Linked DNA regions of Homo sapiens: region 2 is linked to region 1. Evidence: chromatin loops called from intact Hi-C (ENCODE). Cell type or tissue: HepG2. All regions are shown on one strand. Links, peaks and the distances in the headings refer to the core of each region. The heading gives the core; the rest is flanking DNA. Region 1 has its middle 240 kb from the start of GPAT3. Region 2 has its middle 310 kb from the start of GPAT3.

Evidence for each region. Peaks named below come from ENCODE experiments on the same cell type or tissue, not always from the same donor. Only the 100,000 strongest peaks of a DNase experiment are listed, where the experiment ranks them.
Region 2: it touches region 1 in a loop (2.5-fold over the local background); 17 of 110 quality-filtered maps call a loop at or near these places.

The regions. Positions count from the first base shown.
Region 1 is chr4:83,768,696-83,774,080 of GRCh38, reverse strand. No RefSeq gene overlaps it. Among named protein-coding and RNA genes, the nearest start is that of GPAT3, 240 kb to the right of the region's middle. In HepG2, for the core only: a CTCF peak has its summit at 2,772 (motif pointing left); no DNase peak of the experiment used is centred there.
Region 2 is chr4:83,848,171-83,853,555 of GRCh38, reverse strand. No RefSeq gene overlaps it. Among named protein-coding and RNA genes, the nearest start is that of GPAT3, 310 kb to the right of the region's middle. RefSeq lists enhancers at 2,481-3,092, 3,093-3,704. In HepG2, for the core only: no CTCF peak of the experiment used is centred there; a DNase peak (open chromatin) is centred at 2,175; H3K4me3 peaks cover 1,063 bases.

The DNA.
Region 1 (5,385 bases), core at 82-5,081:
CATTGGAGAGTAGCCAGACCAACAACTCCAGCAACCAAATAACTCTGTCTTCTTTTTAAGTGTGTTATTAAATGACTGCATCACAAAAATCAGTGTCAGGTTTTCTGTTATCTGTTACATGCAGCCAAAAGCATTCCTAAGTGAGACAAATGCCAACGTGAAACTCTAGAAATACATGGCTCCTACTGTAGTTGAATTGTGAGTTGCTCATTTCCTTCTGTCTGCTGGACAGTGGCTGTCAGGATTTCTGTTTTCAGAGCCTCCTCTCCATTTGTACCTTCAAATACAGTGGAGTGACAAGGGGAAAGGCAGGCCAAAAGCAGGAAATATTCACATGGGTCCCAAAGGAACTGAAATTAAAAATTTCAAGTACTGGAGATTTCTGCCAGTATAAAATACGTGGGGACCCACACCACCCCAGAGACTCACACATGAGACCCAGAGTAAGTTTTAAGACTACTTCATTTTTTTTCTCACTTTGCAAAAAGTGATTCTCTCAACTCTCTATCCTAATTGTGTTTCTCACCTTTCTTAACCTAATACAAAACTAAATCCAGCCTGTTTTCTTGCCTTCTGGCCCTGAAGCAAGTGCACAGGTATTTTGAAGTTTACTGAGAAATATATCCTGCAGATACTGCAAGGAAGCAGATGGGGGAAAATGTTTCTCATTTAGTATAAAATAGTACAACCTCTCTGGAAAGCAATTAAGCAATATGTATCAAATTTCTTACAAATATAAATATTATATGGCTAGAAACCTTATCAAGGTTGTCACTCAGAATGCTGTGCACCCTTTTAAAATGTTCAATAAACTTTGTAAAAATGTTAGTAATGTAAAACATTCAATAACATAAAAAAAACTTCTTTGCAGCAATCATATTAACAAAAAGTTGGAAACAAAGTTCTAATAATACATGTCCAGTAGTAATCATATTCAAGGCAGCACAGGATGTTCACTCTCTTACTATGAGGCCAACTCTAAGATGGCTCCCAACGATGCCTGGCATTCACCTGCTTGGGTAATTGCCTCCCTTTGAGTGTGGGCTGGATTTAGTAAATAGATTATGACAGAGGTGATGGGCTGTCACTTCCCAGATTAGGTTACAAAAAGTCTTTGCCTTCTGTCTCGGGTGCTCTTTCTCACTGTCTCTCACTGGTTCATTTACTCTGAGAGAAGCCAGCTGCCATGCTGTGAGCTGTCCTGTGGAGAGGCTCAAATGGCAAAGAAGCGAAGTCTCCAACCAATGACAAGTGAGGGCCAGAGGCCTGCCAACAGCCATGAGGATGAGCTCATATGGATCTTCCTGAAGTAGAGCCTTGATAAGACTGCAGCCCTGGTGGATACCTCAAGATTCTAGGGCCAAGATCCTGAGCCAGAGGCACCCAGCTAAGCCCATCCAGGTTCCTGAACCACAGAAACTATGAGATAACAAGTGCTTGTCCTTGTAAGTCACTACATTTTATAATGATTAGTTACACAGCAATAGATAACAATTACACTTGTCATGTATAATAGGGGGACATTTGAAGCAACTTAAATGTCCAGCAGTGGACAAATACTTAAATTACAGTGCATCAGTTCAATGAATATAAGGCAGCCATTAAAAATCATGTTTTGAAGATTTTTTGATGACAAAGAAATGATAATCACACAAATGAGGAAAAAGTTGAAGTACCTGATATCAATATTACCTTAATACCAGGAAATGTTTTCTTCTTTCCTTTTTTAATATTTTTGAAATCTTCTAAAACTAGATGTGTTATAATAAGAGAAAGTATCTTCCTTCATTTTCGTTACTTACACTTTTCCAAAAAAAGATGAAGATCTTTATAGAGAGAAATGGTGAACTTCTGTAAGCATCAGAAAAAAATAGGAGCTGGGACTGATGGTGTGGGTGAGGAACATGAGAGCCCTTTGGGGAAATAAGATGGAATTGTGGCTGACGACCCTACTACCAAGTCCACCTCTCAATCTGTGGGAATCTGTTGTGAGGAAGGAAATGGAAGAAGAAATCACTACCTAATTTCTTCTTCTTCTCTGTTTCTTAATCTCACTACCCCCAGGCTGTACCTTGCACACTGGAGTTGGATCACAGAGGGATAGAGAGCAAGGGTCTAAATGTAAATGGGATCAGCCACAAATTCTCAGATAAAATAGGTAGAGAGGAAAGCCAAGGGATATCAAAGGGCTCCCCAAGTGATTCTAATGCACAGCCAAGGTTGAGAACCACTACCTTAGCCACCCATCGCTTGCTCTTATGTGGCTATAATGAAAGGCTGAGACAAGAACATAGGTCTTTCGGGATAATCCGCCCATGTATACTGCTGATCCTGCAAGTAAACAGAGGGGGGAAAAATTCTTCCCTCTTATTGTAAAATGGTATGACCTTTCTAGAAACCAATTAGGCCACATGGATCAAAATCCTTAAAAATATTAATATCATGCTGTTAAAAATCTGGCTGGGCTTTGGTCTAATGGTGCTCTCACCTCAGTGAACTGAGTGATATGGCATATCCTCTAAATTTAAAAAAAAAAAAAGAAAAAGGCTGAATTTGTAAAATTTCCTAGCTTCATCCCAAAACACAATGCCACCTGATGTCACTTTTTAGCATTGTGCTTTTCTTCTGCCTCATTCAAAATCCTGATACATGTTGAGAGACTTAGGCCCTTTTTTTGTTTCTCTCATTATTTTCCTTTGGTTTGTTTTGCTGTGTTCCCTTAGCAGTATTTTAACCTTGACTAGACGGCTGCTAAGGGGCTGCCTGGAGTGACACCCAGTGGTGATAATGAGGCCTGACGGCAGCTCCTGGCTTCCCAAGGGCAGCTAACTCAAACAGCCTTTCCCATGAATGTCTCCCTCAAAATTCTCTTTCAGAACTTTTTTCCACATTTCCTATAAGTGATGTTTTTATTCCCCAAAGGTACCCATTTTTAGGAATCTAAGCCATTTTTTCTGTTAAAGGATGTTTATTAAGTAGCTGTTGATCAATCATCTATTCTATAGAAGCTTCTAGAAAAAAACTATTGTTAGCAAATGGTCAAGAGTGTTCTTTAAATAAAATAACAGGGTGGGAAGCTTCTTTGACATGAAACAGCCTTATCAAATGCCTTCTATGCTGATACCCTGTCAACGGAAACCAGTCATTGCAGAAGCTCCTTTACTTAGAAACTTTTACAGAGAGGAGCGTAACTACACGCCAAGGTGAACAATGTGCCAGCTGTTCCCACCACCAACAGCAGTGGCGACAGTCACTTGGTACTTCTGAACATCTTTAGGAACCTAACCTATTAATAAACAAATGAATTAACAGGATCCTAGAGAAAGAGTTCAAGCAAACCATGACAAAAAGCAAGTAGTCAAAGTTTCTATCTCTCAAAGTCCCCGGTAGTATTTTACAAAGGTCTTTCCCTCATTTCCAAACGTCCTTCCAGTGATCTTCACTGGCCCCCTCCTTACATGTGAAATCCACATTCAGCTTTCCAAATACTATCTCCATAGTGCCTCAACACATTCTGTTTTTTCTGGCCGGTGAGATAAATAAGTAATTTCAAATTGACCAAAAGAATTTAAGTCATTGAGTATTGTCAGAAATCAGGAGGTAGAGTTGTCATAAATGAGAAAGCCCATGATCTTGAGGGGTAAATATGTGTAGCTTTCTGTAAGGCAAAATCATTTTAAAAAACAGAAATGATATTATTTGAAACTCCTGTATTAAGACCATTCCAACATGGAGTTGTGAGATCAAGTTTTGCCAGTCACTTGGTTATATACTTTAGCCATTTTTGTAATGCCACAAGGTCAGATCAAGGCTTAATGTTGTCTTTTCTAATTAGAGTTCTTAATATAAATGGAGTAGGAACACCCCTCCAGCCCCACGAAAAGAATCAGTAGAGAAATCAGCTTGCTATTGCCAGAACACAACATTAATTAAGACTAAACACCCACCTGAGAACAGAACACCCCCGGAAGTCAGCACACTCAAAGGGTGAGTGGCAGAAGCACTGGAGTCACCGTTGGATTTGAATCCCCATCCACCACCTACTAGGCAGCTGATCTTGAACTAGATATTTAATCCTCCCAATCCTCAACTCACATCCACAAAATGTGGATAATATTAGTTCCCACCTGATCCCATCTGGTTGTTGGGAGGACTAAGTGAGGTAATGTATGTAAACTGCCTAGTAATGCACTTCACGTGTAGTAACTGCTACTAATGTTAGCCACTAGAATTAAAAGAAAATCTAAGCTACTTAAATCTTTAAAGAAATGGATATGGAGCAAATGTCAACATTTTCCACTTAAGAATAACATTTTTTTCTAGGTTTGGGGAAATCTCCCTCTAATTTTATAGCAGAATGAGAATGAGGGAAAAAACTGCATATGATCACAAAACAAAATAAATTATTTTCTCTCCAACTTAAAGAAAGAGCTACAGCCAGAAATGTGGTAGTTTTGACCTCCTCCTGAAAATATGTTCTATGGAGCAAGCTGTAAGATGTGTATCCGAACAGAGAATGTCCCACTCATCAATGTCTACATCAGGACCTCTTATCAATGAGAACCGAAAGTCACAAGATTCCATTAGCCCGGAGCTATCAAGGTATTGATGAGGCTGTGGGAAGACTTGTCCTTTATTGTAAGCTGCCTAGACACGCTTTCCTGATGGGGAAAGGGGCCTGTGGTGTCCTCTGCATGCTTAAGTATCTTTAGAAATACACAGAAGGGGGAAGGATACCATTAAAGCAGTTTTATCTTAGCCAAGGACTGCATCACATGTCTGAGATCAATATGACTCACAAGACATATAGGTGGTTGATAGAGAGTAAGTTATCTTTAGTAAATTAAGGTAAGAGGTGATGTGATTGGGGGTGGGGAGGAGGCACACTCTCTTTTGAAAGATTAAGCTAGAAACTTCCGCACGTAATTTGACACATCTCGGGAAAAAAAAAAAAATGTTTCCTGCAACCGAATCTAAAATAGGTTCCATTCCCTAGAGTTTCATTTGTGGTGTAGCCCAGCTGAATAGATGAGGGCTGCCACCTCTAAGTCTAATCTTAAAGACATTTTTTAAAAAACAAACTATCTCCTAATAGATACTTATAAGCTGTACATCACTGGCTTCAAATGCCAACACGTTGGTTATTACTCTAGCATCATTTTCCAAAGTATATAATGAAGTTACTTTATTTTACTATAAACCTGATCAAAAGTAGGTAGGAAAATCATATATATTAATATACAGTATCGCACAGTAATATATAGTATATAGTTATAAGATAAAATTATTGAATATATAATTATAAGTAACAATTTTAAATATAAATGTAAACCATATGTAATTTAAAAGACTATTTAAGGGAACTGTGATTTGAATATGTTGGAA
Region 2 (5,385 bases), core at 284-5,283, 79 kb before region 1:
AACAAAACAGATGTAATCTCTGCTCTCATAAAGCTTGCAGCCCAGGGAGGAAACCCATAAATAATTAGGCAGCTCAGTATGAGCTATGATGGGAAGATGCAAGATGCTAAGAGAATGCAGAGGAAGAAAGACAAAAGCTAAGACCTGAAGGACCTTATTTAGAGTGCTATAGAAAAAAACATTCAATGATATTTGTTAAAGCATAGTAGGGCAGACTTTATCAGGACCCTGGCAATAGATATAGGGACCGTGGCAATGGGATTTTGCAGTGGCGAAGAGAGATTGGATTCAACTTCAAATACAGCATGGACAAATGGTAATTTATGACCAAGAAGCAGGGTGGGGCTTAGTGGACAGAAAATTACTAAGAGAAAACATCAGGCGTGAGGTATGTTCTGGCTAAACTGACCTAATAGGATTCTTGCTGAAGAAAGACCAGGGCAATCAGATGTCACCCGGGAGATGATGGAGGTTGAAGAACCCAATAAGATAGCAAGGGGATCCGATATTGAAGATGGAGGATTCTCACTAAACTGACTTAGCAGCGTTCTTTGCTAAAGCTGGATTTTACAAGAAAGTGCACAGATGGGCCTAGGAGAAGTTTCAAGAAGCTAACTAAAGTTTGGTCAAACAAAAAAATCTTTGTAAAGTCAACCAAGTAAACAGAGAGAAAGAATATTCCAGGCAAACCCATAGGGTGAAGGCCTAGAGGGGAGATTCTGGGCCAGAGGCTGCAAATCAAAATCCCTGCAGAAAGAGCCAGACAGCATAAATGAATGAAAACCAGAGACAACCCCATTTTTAAAGGGTCATCAAGTCTATTGTGGGTACACCACTGAACTCCAGTCAACAGAAAGCCAGGAGGTGTGTAGTGGGGGGGATGGGGGGTGGATGAGAAAAATCACGGACCAGTGAGGTCAGGTGATCACCCCCAGTCCCAGTTCAGAGTACTTTCCCCTTTCCTATCTTGCTTTTGGAAGTGTAGACCTTTCCTAAAGAAGAGGAGTCGGAGCAGCCAAAACTATGTTCAAGGCATTAGAAAATCACCAGGACTGGGTGAATAACCATGACCATGACAATTAGCCAGGCACAGATCTATACCTGTACTCATGCAATCTGGGGCCTTACTACTATGCATATTTTTCATTTAAAAAAAATACAATTGGAGAGAGAAGCATAAGCACAGAGTGGCAATTCCTAGAGCTGTAAATCTTCAGTATATTCTAAGTTAAATTGATTGTCCTCCTGGAGCTACTTAAACATAATCACATAGCAAAATGATGAGAGGGCTCAGTCTTCAGTTTTCTTTTGTTTTGTTTGCCTGACTGTAGCCAGACTGTTGCTGATTCACATTAGAGACATGAGGAAAAAACCCTAACTTCCTTTCTCCCCTATTTTCACCGTAGGGCAGACAGAGGAGGAGAAGACAAGAAGGTGAAGTTTTAGGAAAATAGAATACTTGAGAAACCTTGAAATTAATATGGTGTTTGGCCTTTTGGCAATAAATAAATTAGGCTAAACAGCTTTGAGTTACCCTTTTTCCAAGGCTCAGTAGGGGTTAACATCAAGGAAGCTGGAGAACTTGGCAGAATGGGAAGTGCCCAGCACTGTGTTTAAGATTTCAGTCGGGGAGATCTGAGGGGTTTCTGCAAAATCCATGACAGCCTCCGGTGCCCTGAGAGACGCCAGGATATCCATGAAGACTTGGAGTGCCCACTTTACAATTAGAGCCCTAGAAGAAAATACTCCACTCTTTCTATCTTGAAACACATCTCTTCGTGTTATTTTATTCTATTCTAGGGCCTGAGAAGAAGCCTGGCTGCTAATTCACAGCTCCAGCCCTTTGAAGTGCCATTGATATTCCAAACTAGGGGAGCCTCCCGCATCATAATGGAATCTTCAACCCGCCCCGGGCTATACTACAAATAAACTTGTTCCAGCGAAATCTGCAAGCAGGCCCTGAGCACCAACGCCAGCCGACCTCTGAGAAAGCAGCTTGGGCAGCATAAGCTTTGCAAAGGAAAATAAAATCCTCAGCATGGAGTCTCAAACAAGAAAAATAGTGAGATATTTAAACCTGACCATTTCTTTTTAAAGACTTGGGTGTTCTTCAGAAAGGGAATTTCCCTCCCACCCCAGAAGGGTCCAAAGTGTTACTCATATTATTTACAGAGCTTTGAAGTGTGCCTCCAAAGTTTGAGTTCAGCTCTGAAGAATGTGAAGGTCAAATCATTTTCCCTTTCTGATGAAGGAAGGCTGTGAATTTAATACCACAATTTATTCAAAACAAGGAAATACACTGAGGCACTCTCCACTATTAATGCACAACAGTAGACGGTTGGAACCATCTCATACTCCAAAGAGTTTATATGGTTTGGCCAACAGTGGTGATACATTTAATGAGCCTCTGGTTAATCCATTCCTACCAGACTCAGCACCTGTAAAATGCAAGACACTTTGCTTCTAATAATAGGAATTGAGTTAATTTATTTAAACAATGTTAGAGTCATCATTTTCTAAAAGTAAAATAATTAAACATACATTCCTATAGTATGTGTATATTTTATAAAAACTGGAGGTTAAATAGCACATCTGGGGCATCTGGCTTTTCCTGGTAACCCTCCAGGTGACCTCTCTTTTTAAAAGTGGCCTTTTGAGCTTTATTATCTTAACAAGAACCCCCATTTATATAGCTGCTTTCTTTATGGAGCCTGAAGTGCTTTGTTGACCTTGGAATGCCCTTCATGCTTAGGAGGATGTTCTCCCTGGCCCACAGAGCTGACGAGACATTTAGAGGCCAGGAACCAAAAGGCTTGGCTGCAGGCAGTCAGTGGTGAATGTACGTCCAGAACTGTTCTCTCAGCTGGAATGATGCATAATATTTTAGTCTACGGGACCCAGCAGTGTGCTGTCACTACACACTTGAAGAGGCTACAAGGAGTCCAACGTTCTGAGTCAAGTCTGTGCTCTGTCACTTACTGGCTGGTAACCATAAGCACATAGCTCAAATTCCTGTAACCTCCTCTTCCCCACCTGTAAAATGGGATTAATAATTGTCAGGCCTCTGAGCCCAAGCCAAGCCATCGCATCCCCTGTGACTTGCACGTATAGGCCCAGATGGCCTGAAGTAACTGAAGAATCACAAAAGAAGTGAATATGCCCTGCCCCACCTTAACTGATGACATTCCACCACAAAAGAAGTGTAAATGGCCAGTCCTTGCCTTAACTGATGACATTACCTTGTGAAAGTCCTTTTCCTGGCTCATCCTGGCTCAAAAAGCTCCCCCACTGAGCACCTTGCGACCCCCACTCCTGCCCACTGAGCACCTTGCGACCCCCACTCCTACCCACCAGAGAACAAATCCCCTTTGACTGTAATTTTCCTTTACCTACCCAAATCCTATAAAACGGCCCCACCCTTATCTCCCTTCGCTGACTCTCTTTTCAGACTCAGCCCGCCTGCACCCAGGTGAAATAAACAGCCATGTTGCTCACACAAAGCCTGTTTGGTGGTCTCTTCACACGGACGCGCATGAAAATAATACCTACCTCATACATCTGTCATGTAACACTTTAGTGTTCTTCTATATTTGCATAGCTGTATCCTTCCATTAGTTTGTATAGAGCTGACTTAGTATTTTTGGTTGAATAAATGTTGAATGACCTGGCATTGTGTTCATAGCTTTACTTATTGTATTTAATTCTTACTATAACCACCTGGGCTAGGTACAATTATTAGAAGACATGACAAGGTGATAGTTAAAACAGTTAAGAAACTTGCCTGAGTTCATGAACTAGTTGCAATTGGGATTCAAATTAAGGAGGGCGGGTGTAGTGTCTCACACTTGTAATCTCAGCACTTCGGGAGGCTGAGGTGGGTGGATCACCTGAGGCTGGGAGTTCGAGACCAGCCTGGCCAACATGGTGAAGCCCCATCTCTACGAAAAATTAACCAGGCATGGTGGCAGGCAACTGTAATCCCAGCTACTCGGGAGGCTGAGGCAGGAGAATTCCTTAAACCCAGGAGGCAGAGGTTGCAGTGAGCCGAGATGGCGCCATTGCACTCCAGCCTGGGCAACAAGAGTTAAAGTCCGTCTCAAAATAAAAAAACAAACAAATAAGTAAAGTGCTCTGCCTGTAAAGCCTGTGGTCTTGACCAGGATATCATCTTATTCTTGGCCATCTTAGATCTTGACATATACAGTAGGCATATAAATAAATGATAGTGATGTAATATACTAAGAAGACTTGATAAATTGCACCTTATGGTGATCTTGTGTTTTTCTGGCCATTTTCAATGAACCTGGTCCACTTCGGGAAGCCTGTACAGGACCACATAAAAAGTCCACAACTCTCTCAGTGTGAAAGGCCTTCAGGTATTTCTCCCTGGCTGGTGTGTCCCCTCCTCCTCACTCTCATCTTGCCTGGTTTTGTGACTACTCCTTCTGTGCTGTTATTCCTTGCCTTTGGCTTTGCACCTATCTGGTGACCTGGTTTTGAACGTGTTCTTTCTACAGGAGGTCAAATACACCAGTGGTCTGGAATACGGGTGCCTCCAGTAATATACAAGGACTTTCCAAAAGATATGTCAAGGGAGGTTTTAAGTAAGTCAACTTCCAGATCCTCAACTTTTATGTATAGTTTTTCCTAAAACTAACGTTACCTGAGAGAAATCTCATTGAAAAGGAACAAACTCTTATTTCTCACTTTCTCTTTTATTTCTCCCTTCTTACAAAAAAAAAAAAAATACGTGTTTCTTTTCTAATCTTACCAAAAGTGCATGGCCCAAGGGCATAAAGACCTCAAGGATGCCAAACAGAACTGGAAACCATTTGTGCCTGTCACTAAATTTCCAATACTTCTCTCTCAGCCACATTGAAGAAAGATTTAATTGAATTGACAGTTAATGGATCATTAAAAGTAATTTTTTATTATTAGGTTGGGTATACATCAGGATTTTAGACGATTGAGAAATCTTGCTATAACAAAACTTTTTTCCTTCTCATCTTATTTACTAAAGAAAATTTTAGTGTTTTTATTTATGAAAATTAAAACTAGGAATAGAAATTATACTGAACCCTTGTCTCATTCTAGCAATACGGGGGTATCCACAATTCAATTGAAATAAAATTTAATTGAACTAAAAAAATATATATAGTCCCAGCCATCTTATAGGAGATGCAGTTTCAATAAAAATTTGTCTTTTTAAATTATTTATCAAAATACATAATATGTTTATGTTATTTTGACCAATTGGTACTATTAATAGTCATAAAAATAATTCAGTCAGTATTTTAAAATTTATAGCTTGATGGCTAGAAGAAAAAATTTAATTAAAATATCACTGTATATACATATTTTGTAGCAGAGAATCATGATATAATG